Linked DNA regions of Homo sapiens: region 2 is linked to region 1. A link is a loop called in an ENCODE intact Hi-C map of the cell type or tissue named here. Cell type or tissue: right lobe of liver. All regions are shown on one strand. Each heading gives the region's core, and the rest is flanking DNA. Links, peaks and the distances in the headings are about the cores only.

Region 1 (5,376 bases), core at 79-5,078:
TTAGAATGCACAAGTGTAAGGAAAGAGGAAAGATCATTGCCTAGCCCAGTGGTTATTAACTGGGGCCATCTAGCCACAGCTGGAGACAGTTTTGGTTGTCATGACTGTGGTCGGGGGTGGGAGACAGGGAGGTGCTCCTGGCATCCGGTGGGTAGAGGCCGAGGGGACTGCTGAATGCTCTACAATGCATAGGACAGTCTCCTATGACATGGGATTACTGAGCCCAACACGTTGGCAGTGCTGAGACTGAGAAACCTCACTCTAGTGTAACTCCTCTAGTCTGACAAATGAAACCCAGAAAGGTCTAAGATGATCCAAGATGTGATCAGCAGACTGACCTTGGGCAAGCTTTAATTTCTCCAAGCCTCAGTTGCTTCATCTGTAAAATGGATGTAAGAATAATAGTACTTACCCCACAGGGCTGTGAAGAGGTTTAAAAGGGATACAGAGTCAGGGCTGGGAAAACACAGGCAGAAAAATAGGAGGAGTGGGAGGACCTCCCCCAGCCTCCAGGTGGGGCCCCCACCTGGGTGGGGCCCCCTCTTGATTTTAGCTCTGAACTCTTCCCCAGGTGACCCTCCCACTGGAACATCCAGGTATGTGTTGTCATAGAAACCTTTCAGGGACGGTGCACTCGAGAGCTTGACTGATTTTTTTTCTCCCCAAAATAACCCACCCTGTCAGTCAAGTAACACTTAGGCGAAGTGGTTAGGCAAGTGAGACTGTTTTACCATCATTAACTGTTGAGCAGGACGCCTACTTGGGGAATTTCCATTCTCCCAAGACACACAGTTAATAGAAATGCAACAGAGATTAATAATAATAGGGAGATGATGATGATGATGGCTTGGCTACCTTTTTTTTTTTTTTTTTTTGAGACGGAGTTTTGCTCTTGTCACCCAGGCTGGAGTGCAGTGGTGCAATCTTGGCTCACTGTAACCTCTGCCTCCCGGGTTCAAGTGATTCTCCTACCTCAGCCTCCCAAGTAGCTGATTATAGGCGCCTGCCATCATGCCCGGCTAATTTTTGTATTTTTAGTAGAGACGGGGTTTCACCATGTTGGCCAGGCTGGTCTCGAACTCCTGACCTCAGGTGATCCACCCGCTTCAGCCTCCCAAAGTGCTGGGGTTACAGGTGTGAGCCACCACGCCTGGTGATGGCTACCATTGCTTGAGCTTTTCTTCCTTGCCCTGTTATATGTTAGGTGCTTGACAGACATTACCAAGTCCAACTTTGAGAAGTAAGTACTAGTAGTGTGCGCATTTTACAGACCAGGATTCTGAGGCTCAGAGAGGTGAGTGTTCGGGCTGGTTTGAGTTCAGATGCCAGGTGCCATGTTCTAACCATCAAGCTTTATTGCCTCTGAGGAACCTCCAGTGGAAAGGGGTGCTGGGGGAAGGCTCTGTTCCTTTTGTCCCTGTCTCCAGGACCCAAACCATCAGCTTCATGCTCTTTCTTGGTGAGCTCTGAAGCTGGAAACTCCACCACCAGTCCATGCATCCCACTGTGAAGGTTGTCACCTTCCTGGTCTAGAAGAAACGCTCCAAAGAAACACCCCCAAGAAACGCTCCCACATGGCTCTAACAGCAGTTGTTTCCTGAAGCCTGAGGCAGGCAGAATAAGACTGTCATCATGTCCCAGCCCTGGCATGTCAAACCCTTCAATCCATCCAAAGACAATGGCACAGCATAAGCTCCAATCCACAAGGCTCCTGGATTCCTTCAGACAAACAATATTCACCCTGGGCAGGGGTCATGGAAAGAGCTCTGGGTTTCCAATGGAAAGACAGAACCGGTGTTAGATCCCACCTCTTGTTACTTCTTTGCTATTTTTATTTTTAGAGACAGAGTCTCGCTCTATTGCCCAGGCGGGAGTGCAGTGGTGCAGTCACAGTTCACTGTAACCTCAAACTCCTGGGCTCAAACAATTCTCTTGCCTTGGCCTCCTGAGTAGCTGGGACTACGGACACGTGCCACTGCACCCAGCTGATTGTTTTTCTTTTGGTAGAGACAGTCTTGGTATGTTGTCCAGGCTGGTCTTGAACTCCTGGACTCAAGTGATCTTCCCACCTCTGTCTCTCAAAGTATTGGGATTATAGGCGTGAGCCACCATGCCAAGCCCATTCTTGCTACTTCTGAGTCCTGTGACCTCAGACAGCCTCTGTAAAGATTCGAGCCTTAGCTTACGTGTCCCTAAAATGGGTACAGGAGGCTGGGCACAGTGGCTCATGCCTGTAATTCCAGCATTTTGAGAGGCCAAAGTGGGAGGATTGCTTGAGGCCGGGAGTTCGAAATCATCCTGGTCAATATAGTGAGACCCTGTCTCTACAAAAATATAATAATAATAGTGATAAAATAAAATAGAATAAAATAATATGAGTACAAAGTTGTTGGGCAGATAAATGAGATCAATTTTAAGTTCTTTTTTTTTTTTTTTTGAGACGGAGTCTCGCTGTGTCGCCCAGGCTGGAGTGCAGTGGCTCAATCTCGGCTCACTGCAAGCTCAGCCTCCTGGGTTCACGCCATTCTCCTCCTCAGCCTCCGCAGTAGCTGGGACTACAGGCGCCCGCCACCACGCCCGGCTAATATTTTGTGTTTTTAGTAGAGACGGGGTTTCACCATTTTAGCCAGGATGGTCTCGATCTCCTGACCTCGTGATCTGCCCGCCTTGGCCTCCCAAAGTGCTGGGATTACAGGTGTGAGCCACCGCGCCCGGCCAACGGTAAGTTCTTAATAAAGGCGGGTTTTATCTGAATTCGGGTTTGGGGCTAGCTGGGTACTGGCGGCTCTCAGAACTCACGTGCTGCTGTACAATGTATAGCAGGTTAGTTAGGGTCCCCCGAGAGTCACTGTAGACCCACACGTTGGCATGGCTGCCAGGACTGATGATTACCTTGGATTCCTTTCTGGCACGTCTGGCCCTGGATTCATGAGGCTGGGGCACCACCTTGTGGTGAGAATCCTGCCAGGGGCCAGCAGGGACGCAAGGTGCCTGACGGCCCTGCTTCCCTCAAGCCGCGGAACCTGGGGGAGGAGAACATGACATCCAGACCCTTTGGGAGACTTGAAGCCAAGACCAAACTCATCACCTGTCTTCCCCACTGGTCGGGCCAGAGTCCGGATCCCTGGTAGCTCTGGGTTTCCGTTCACTCATCCGCTCACCCACTCAGCACAGCTCCTCCTCCTCCTCCTCCTCCTCCTCCTCTTCCTCCTCCTCCTCCTCTTCCTCCTCCCCCTCCTCCCCCTCCTCCCCCTCCTCCTCCTCCTCCTCCTCCTCCTCCTCCTCCTCCTCCTCCTCCTCCAAGACTTGCCCACTTGCCGGCCCAATCTCCCCACCTGAAGCAGCGACCGCCCTCATTCACACTCTTCCAGCCCCCGATGGCTCTATTGTTCTTTCTAGTACTTACCAACACTGCCAAGGCTATAATTCTCAAACCATTAAAACATAATTATCTTAAAGTCAGTAGTGAGTATGTATTAAAAGTCTTATTTACTTTACTAATGAGGGCCTAGGCACAATGACAAAGCTGGCTCCAATGAGAATTCGAAAAACAGGGATTCTTCTAGGAAGTAGGAAAAATGAGGAGATAAAATTGCCATATTATGCTGGGCGCAGTGGGTCACACCTGTAATCCCAGCACTTTGGGAGGCCGAAGCAGGCGGATCACTTGAGGTCAGGAGTTCGAGACCAGCCTGGCCAACATGGTGAAACCCCCATCTCTACTAAAAAAAAATACAAAAATTAGCCAGGTGTGGTGGTGTGCGCTTGTAGTTCCAGCTTGGGAGGCTGAGGCACGAGAATTGCTTGAATCCAGAGGGCGGAGGCTGCAGTGAGCTGAGATCACACCACTGCACTCCAGCCTGGGCAACAGAGTGAGACTCCATCTCAAAACAAACAAACAAAAAAACAAAAACAAAAACAAAAACAGGCCATGTTACACATAAAGTCAGTTAATGTCCTACAGGGCAAAAATCACTGTACCCTTTGGGGTGATTTTCCTACTAGACAGAAGAGAAAAGCATCACATGATTTCAGTTCAACAGAAATGAAAAATGTGGCCAGATGTGGTGGCTCACACTTATAATCCTAGCATTTTGTGAGGCTGAGGTGGGAGGATGGCTTGTGCTCAGGAGTTTGAGACCAGCCTGGGCAACATAGTGAGACCCCGTCTCTACAAGAAATACAAAAAATTAGCTGGGTATGGTGACTTGTGCCTGTAATCCCAGCTACTTGGTGGGGCTGAGGTGGGAGGATCGCTTGAGCCCAGGAGGTCGAGGCTGCAGTGAGCCAAGACTGCGCCACTGCACTCCAGCCTGGGTAACAAGGTAAGACGCTGTCTGGAAAAAAAAAAAGCGAAGTCCTTGCGCCCTAATCAATTTAATCAATTGTATACACAAGTGCTGCACTGTCCTGATGGCTCTAGCATGCAGTCACCTTTTTGCCTCACTTGTAGCTTTTGGACTGTGGTTCTTTACACTACCTGACATTATATTTTGCATTTATTTGTTTATTGCAGGTTGCCTCCTCTAGAATGTAGGCTTCGTGAGGTCAGACAGGTGTAATGCCTGGCTCCCTGCTGCCTCCCAATACCTCATAAATATCCAGCATGTGGACACTCCTTGGTAGATATTTGCAGAATGGCTGGGAGGGTCAGGCTGGGCAATTCATATGATGCCAGCTCTGTCATTCCAGGACTCATGATCTGGTGAAGGATGGATGATTATCATACCAAGTTTTTTTTGTTCGTTTTTTTTTTTTTTCCTCATTCTGTTGCCCAGGCTAGAGTACAGAGGCGCAATCTTGGCTCACTGCAACCTCTGCCTCCCAGGTTCAAGCAATTCTCCCTTCTTAGCCTCACAAGTAGCTGGGACTACAGGGGCACACCACTGTGCCCAACTAATTTTTGTATTTTTAGTACAGATGGGGTTTCACCATGTTGGCCAGGCTGGTCTCGAACTCCTGACCTCAAGTTATCTGCCCACCTTGGCCTCCCAAAGTGCTGGGATTACAGGTGTGAGCCAGCGTGCCTGGCTGATTATCACACCAAGTTTTAAATGGGCTGTGGACACTGGGGAAGGCTTTGTGGAAGAAGGGGCAGGGGAGAGGGGCTGGGTGGGTGGTTTGAGAGGGTGAGGAGGGGTTGCATTAAGGCACATGGCCAAGAGAGTGGTGCATTCTCGGAGTGGGGAGGATTCAATATGGTGGATGAGATGGGGCTGGGAAGGGAGGCAGGGGCCAGGCCTTGGAGGGCCTTGTGGGCCCTGCAAAGGGATTTGGGCTTTGTGCAATGACCTCCCAGAGTGGGTGTCTACAGTAGAGCCTTGACGTGCACTCTGGTCAAATCTGGACTGAAAAGCCAAGTCCCCGCCCTCCCAA
Region 2 (5,376 bases), core at 116-5,115, 130 kb before region 1:
GTTTATGCTTCCCAGGTTATTCCACAGTACTACAAGTTTTGAGAATCACCCAAAGCCATACAATAGATGGCAAAGCAGCTTCTCAGAAAATGGGAGTTGTCTTTAGATTTGGGTGGTAGATATATTGGCAGTTGCCCCCTTTAACAACAATTATAACATGATTGTCTTAGTTCACTTGGGCTGCTGTAACAAAAATACCGTAGGCTGGATGGCTCAAGCAACATTAATTTTTACAGTTCTGGAGGCTGGGAAATCCAAGATTAATGCGTCAGCGGGTTCATTGTCTAGGAGGGCCTGTTTCCTGGTTGGTAGACAGGCTTATTCCTGCTGTGGTCTCCCATGGCAAAAGAGGTGAGGGAGCTCTCTGAAATTTTTTATAGGGCACTAATCCCATTCATGAGGGATCCACCCTCATGACCTAATCCACTTCCAAAGTTCCCATCTCCAGATATCATCACATTGGAAATTAGGTTTCAACATATGAATTTGGGGGTGACATAAACATTCAGAATATAGCAATAATCTAACAGAAATACTGAAGTGTACATATAAGGATGTTGACTGAAATATTTCCAATAGCAAAAAAACTAGTCCGGGCATGATGGCTCATGCCAGTAATCCCAGCACTTTGGGAAGCTGAGGTGGAAGGATCGCTTGAGACCAGGAGTTCGAAACCAGCCCGGTCAACATAGTGAAACCCCATCTCTACAAAAGAAAAAATAAAACATTAGCTGGATATGGTGGCACATGCCTGTAGTCCTAGCTACTTGGGAGGCTGAGGCAGGAGAATTGTTTGAGCCCGGAAGTTCAAGGCTGCAGTGAGCCATCACTGTGCCACTGCACTCTAGCCTGGGTGACAGAGTGAGACCCTGTCTCAATAAATAAATAAGAAAAGTAAAAACTGGGAATAATCTAAGTTTCCATTAGTAGGCCACATGGTTAAGTAAATGTTGGTAGATTAATATTGTAGTATACATGCAACCTTTAAAAAGAGTGAGATTGTACTGTATCTGTGGAAAAGACCACGAGGTAGGTAGTGAAAAAAAAAAAGCAAGTCACAGAACAGTGTAGTTCTGTGTGATCTTATTTGTGTTTTTAAAAAGTACATGTTGGCCAGGTGCAGTGGCTGTAATCCCAGCACTTTGGGATGCTGAGGCAGGTGGATGACTTGAGGTCAGGAGTTCGAGACCAGCCTGGTCAACATGGTGAAACCCCATCTCTACTCAAAATACAAAAATTAGCTGGGGGTGGTGTCAGACGCCTGTAATCTCAGCTACTCAGGAGGCTGAGGCAGGAGAATTGCTTGAACCCAGGAGGCAGAGATTGCAGTGAGCGGAGATCGCAACATCTCACTCCAGCCTGGGCTACAGTGTGAGACTCCATCTCAAATACATACATACATACATACATTGCAAATTGTGAAGAGTGGCTACCCCCGGGAGAGGATTGAGGGTGAGAGGGGTATAATGAGCACATCATTCATCCTAGCAAATGAAGAAAAACGCTGTAATAAACAGTCTGTTCTTCCATTCCCTTCTCCTCCCACCAGCTTTCTAGGCAAAGGAAAGTTTCTCAACCATGAATTCCAATTCTGGACTCAGAAGCTGAGTAGATGGAAGGAAACATGCAGTCTTTGAAAACTCAGTTAAAGCAGCTGTGATTTAACCATGTTTGTCCCTTGTCAAGTGGCTTTCCTTCTTGTCTGGATTTTGCCCCCGTCTCCCTGCCATGCTGTGGCCATGTAAATAATTTAGATGCCTAGGGTGGTCTGGAGCATGTCCGTTTTATTTTTTTGTTTTTCGAGACAGAGTCTTGCTCTGTCGCCCAGGCTGAAGTGCACAGGTGTGATCTCGGCTCACTGCAACCTCTGCCTCCCGGGGATCAAGCCATTCTCCTGCCTTAGCCTCCCAAGGAGCTGGGGTTACAGGCACCCACCACCACGCCGGCTAATTTTTGTATTTTTAGTAGAGACGGGGTTTCACCATGTTGTCCAGGCTGGTCTTGAACTCCTGACCTCATGATCCACCTGCCTCAGCCTCCCAAAGTTCTGGGATTACAGGCGTGAGCCACTGGGTCTGGCCTGTTTTTCTGTTTGTTTGTTTGTTTGTTTGTTTGTTTGTTTTAAGATGGATCCTCGCTCTGTCACCCAGTCTACAGTGCAGTGGTGCAATCTCAGCTCACTGCAACCTCTGCCTCCTGGGTTCAAGTGATTCTCTGCCTCAGCCTCCTGAGTAGCTGGGGTTACAGGCGCACGCCACCACGCTCAGCCAATTTTTGTATTTTTAGTAGGGACAGGGTTTCACCACGTTGGCCAGGATGGTTTCAAACTCCTGGCCTCAAGTGATCGGCCCACCTTGGCCTCCCAAAGGGTGGGGATTACAGGCGTGAGCTGCTGTGCCCAGCCACATGTCAGTTTTCATATGGCCACCATCCACACATGAGGTCTGCATCAACTGGGGACCTGGTGACGATGCTCCCAGTGTGCACGTGGGAAGCACAGCCCAGTGGTAGCTGTTGTCCTCCTTCCTATGCTGGTTACCAAAAATGAGACTTACCTTGTCATAGGGCCAGATGTCTATGGCATCCGCCACCCAATCATTGCATAACCATGTTTAATGCGCTCCCCAAAGCAGATCTGGTGGGCTGAGCAGCTTGCAGGGGACAGCCTGGATGAATTGCCTGGAGAACTAGAGTTGGGAGCTTGCTTTATGTTGCTGCTTTATGACTGCAAGACTCGTGAGTTCCTAAATAGAAAGCAACAGGGTCCCTTTGAACTCCGGGCAGAGTCCAACTTTTAATGGCCTTGTTTTGATCCTGCGCCATTCAATTGTAAAATCTTGCCTGATTAGAGTCCCATCAGGCAAGGCCAGTACCGTCTAGGTATGGCCATGTTCATACCAACTCTAAGGACACAAACATTCATTTTACTGATTAACAGTTGAAATACACTCTCAGATTCAGCTGGGCTTGCACCTATGGTGTGAAGTAGATTTAATATTTACCAGTGGGAAGTTAACTCTCACAGAAATATAATATTGCCTTTTAGAACTATATATGAGACACACTCAGCTATTCATGGAGAAGAAGCAGTAAAGGACACCAGCATGTATTAAATGCCTACTGTGTGCTGGGCAATTATTATAGGATTTCATTTAATCTGCCAGCAACACTTTGAGTTGGAGAACCCCAGAGAGGTGGTAGAGTGTTCGGGTGAAGCATATGGCTTCTGAAGCCAAACTTCTTGCCTGCTTGAATTCCAGCCCTGCCAATTCCCAGCTGTATAACCTCTTTCTCTGCCTCGGTTTCTTCCTCTGTGAAGTGAAGATAATAACACCACCTACCCAGGATTGTGGGGAGGATTACATGACTTACTACATGAAAAGCACTTAAAATAGTGCTCAGTCCAGGCAAGCACTCAATAAATGTTAGCTAGCAATACTATAATCATCCTTTTTTGGCAGAATAAGGTTCAGAGAACTGAAGTGACTTGCCCACGATCACCCGTCTAGAAAACAGTAGAGCTGGGTCATTCCACTGCCTCCCCAGGGGAAGGACAGAATATAGAAAACAGGCCGGCACAGTGGTTCATGCCTGTAATCCCAGCACTTTGGGAGGCCGAGGCAGGCGGATCACCTGAGCTCAGGAGTCCGAGACCGGCCTGTCCAACATGGCGAAATCCCGTCTCTACTAGAAATGACAAAAAATTAGCTGGGGTTGGTGGTGCATGCCTGTAATCCCAGTCACTGGGGAGACTGAGGCAGGACAATCACTTGAACTTGGGAGGTGGAGGTTGCTGCGAGCCAAGATTGCACCACTGCACGCCAGCCTGGGCGACAGAGTGAGACTCTTGTCTCAAAAAAAAAAAAAAAAAGAAAAGAAAACTGTGACTCTTTAACAATTTTTTTTTGGTTTTGTTTTGTTTTTTGAGACGGAGTCTCGCTCTGTCACCCAGGCTGGAGTGCAGTGGCACGATCTTGGCTCACTGCAACCTCCGCCTCCTGAGTTCAAGCGATTCTCGTGCCTCAGCCTCCCAAGTAGCTGAGACTACAGGCATGTGCCACCACACCTGGCTAATTTATATGTTTTTAGTAGAGACGGGGTTTCACCATGTTGGTCAGGCTGGTCTCAAACTCCTGGCTCAAGTGATCTGCCCGCCTCGGCCTCCCCAAGTGCTGGGATTATGGGAGTGAGCCACTATGCCCGGCCAGTGCTTTATAATTTTTACAACAGACGGGTGAGGTAGGTACAGTAAATCCTCATTTAATGTCATCAGTAAGTTTTGGGAAACTGATTATAAGTTAAACGACATACAATGAAACCAATATTTTTTCCTCATCATAATAGTAAGATGTTGAAAGAAACAATGTTATAACAAGACAACTTTGAATGAAATGATGTTTTCGAGGACCTGCCATCCATTTCCAAGAACCTATCTGTGACATTAAGTGAAGACTTACTATTTGTATACTTTTTTTTGTTTCGAGACAAGGTCTCACTCTGTCGCCCAGGCTGGAGTGCAGTGGTGCAATCATAGTTCACTGCAGCCTCAATCTCTTGGGCTCAGGCAATCCTCCCACCCCAGCCTCCCAAGTAGCTGGAATTATAGGCACATGCCACCATGCCAATAAAAATTTTAAAATTTTATTCTTAGTAGAGACAGGGTCTTGCTGTGTTGCCCAAGCTGGTCTCAAACTCCTGAGCTCAGGCGAATTCACCCGCTTTGGCCTCCTGAAGTGCTGGGATTACAGGCATGAGCTACCACACCCAGTCTTGTATGCCTGTTTTTAAGATGAGGAAATTGAAGCTTGGAGAGGTTAAGGGAATCTGCTCCCAATCACACAACTTGAAAGTTAGGATTTGATACACACTGATGTGGAAGGATGCTGTAATATTAGCATGTGGACAGATGTGAGTGTATGTGCACTTGTGTGCAGTCAACTCAGGACTAGCTGAGGGTAGGAACTGTCAATCGCTCAAGGAACTTTCTCTCGGCCAGCCTGGCCATCAGCCTTGGAAGGTCAACTTGACCTGGTCGGCGTTGAGTGTGAGCTCCGACATGCACATTCCTAAGGTAGGTGAGTTGAAGGCACCGGAACTTCAAGGTCAGTAACCCTTTGATGGCCAGGCACGGTGGCTCCCGCCTGTAATCCCAGCACTTTGGGAGGCCAAGGTGGGAGGATCACCTGAGGTTAGGAGTTCGAGACCAGCCTGGCCAACATGGCGAAACCGCATCTCTACTAAAAATACAAAAAAATTAGCTGGGTGATCTGCCCACTTCGGCCTGCTGAAGTGCTGGGATTACAGGTGGGATCCACTGTGCCTGGCCAGTGGCACTTTTCAAAAAGCTCTTTCGGGTGATTCCTAAGCGCGTCCAGC

Evidence for each region. A loop is a pair of places that touch in the nucleus more often than their neighbours do. Peaks named below come from ENCODE experiments on the same cell type or tissue, not always from the same donor. Only the 100,000 strongest peaks of a DNase experiment are listed, where the experiment ranks them.
Region 2: a loop joins it to region 1, with 2.8 times the contacts of the local background. A loop is called at or near these places in 95 of 110 quality-filtered maps.

Annotation. Positions count from the first base shown.
Region 1 is chr16:8,658,706-8,664,081 of GRCh38, reverse strand. It overlaps a transcript of METTL22 not described here. Among named protein-coding and RNA genes, the nearest start is that of ABAT, 13 kb to the left of the region's middle. In right lobe of liver, for the core only: a CTCF peak has its summit at 2,954 (motif pointing left); a DNase peak (open chromatin) is centred at 2,931.
Region 2 is chr16:8,786,191-8,791,566 of GRCh38, reverse strand. No RefSeq gene overlaps it. Among named protein-coding and RNA genes, the nearest start is that of TMEM186, 8.8 kb to the left of the region's middle. In right lobe of liver, for the core only: no CTCF peak of the experiment used is centred there; a DNase peak (open chromatin) is centred at 2,750; H3K27ac peaks cover 1,137 bases.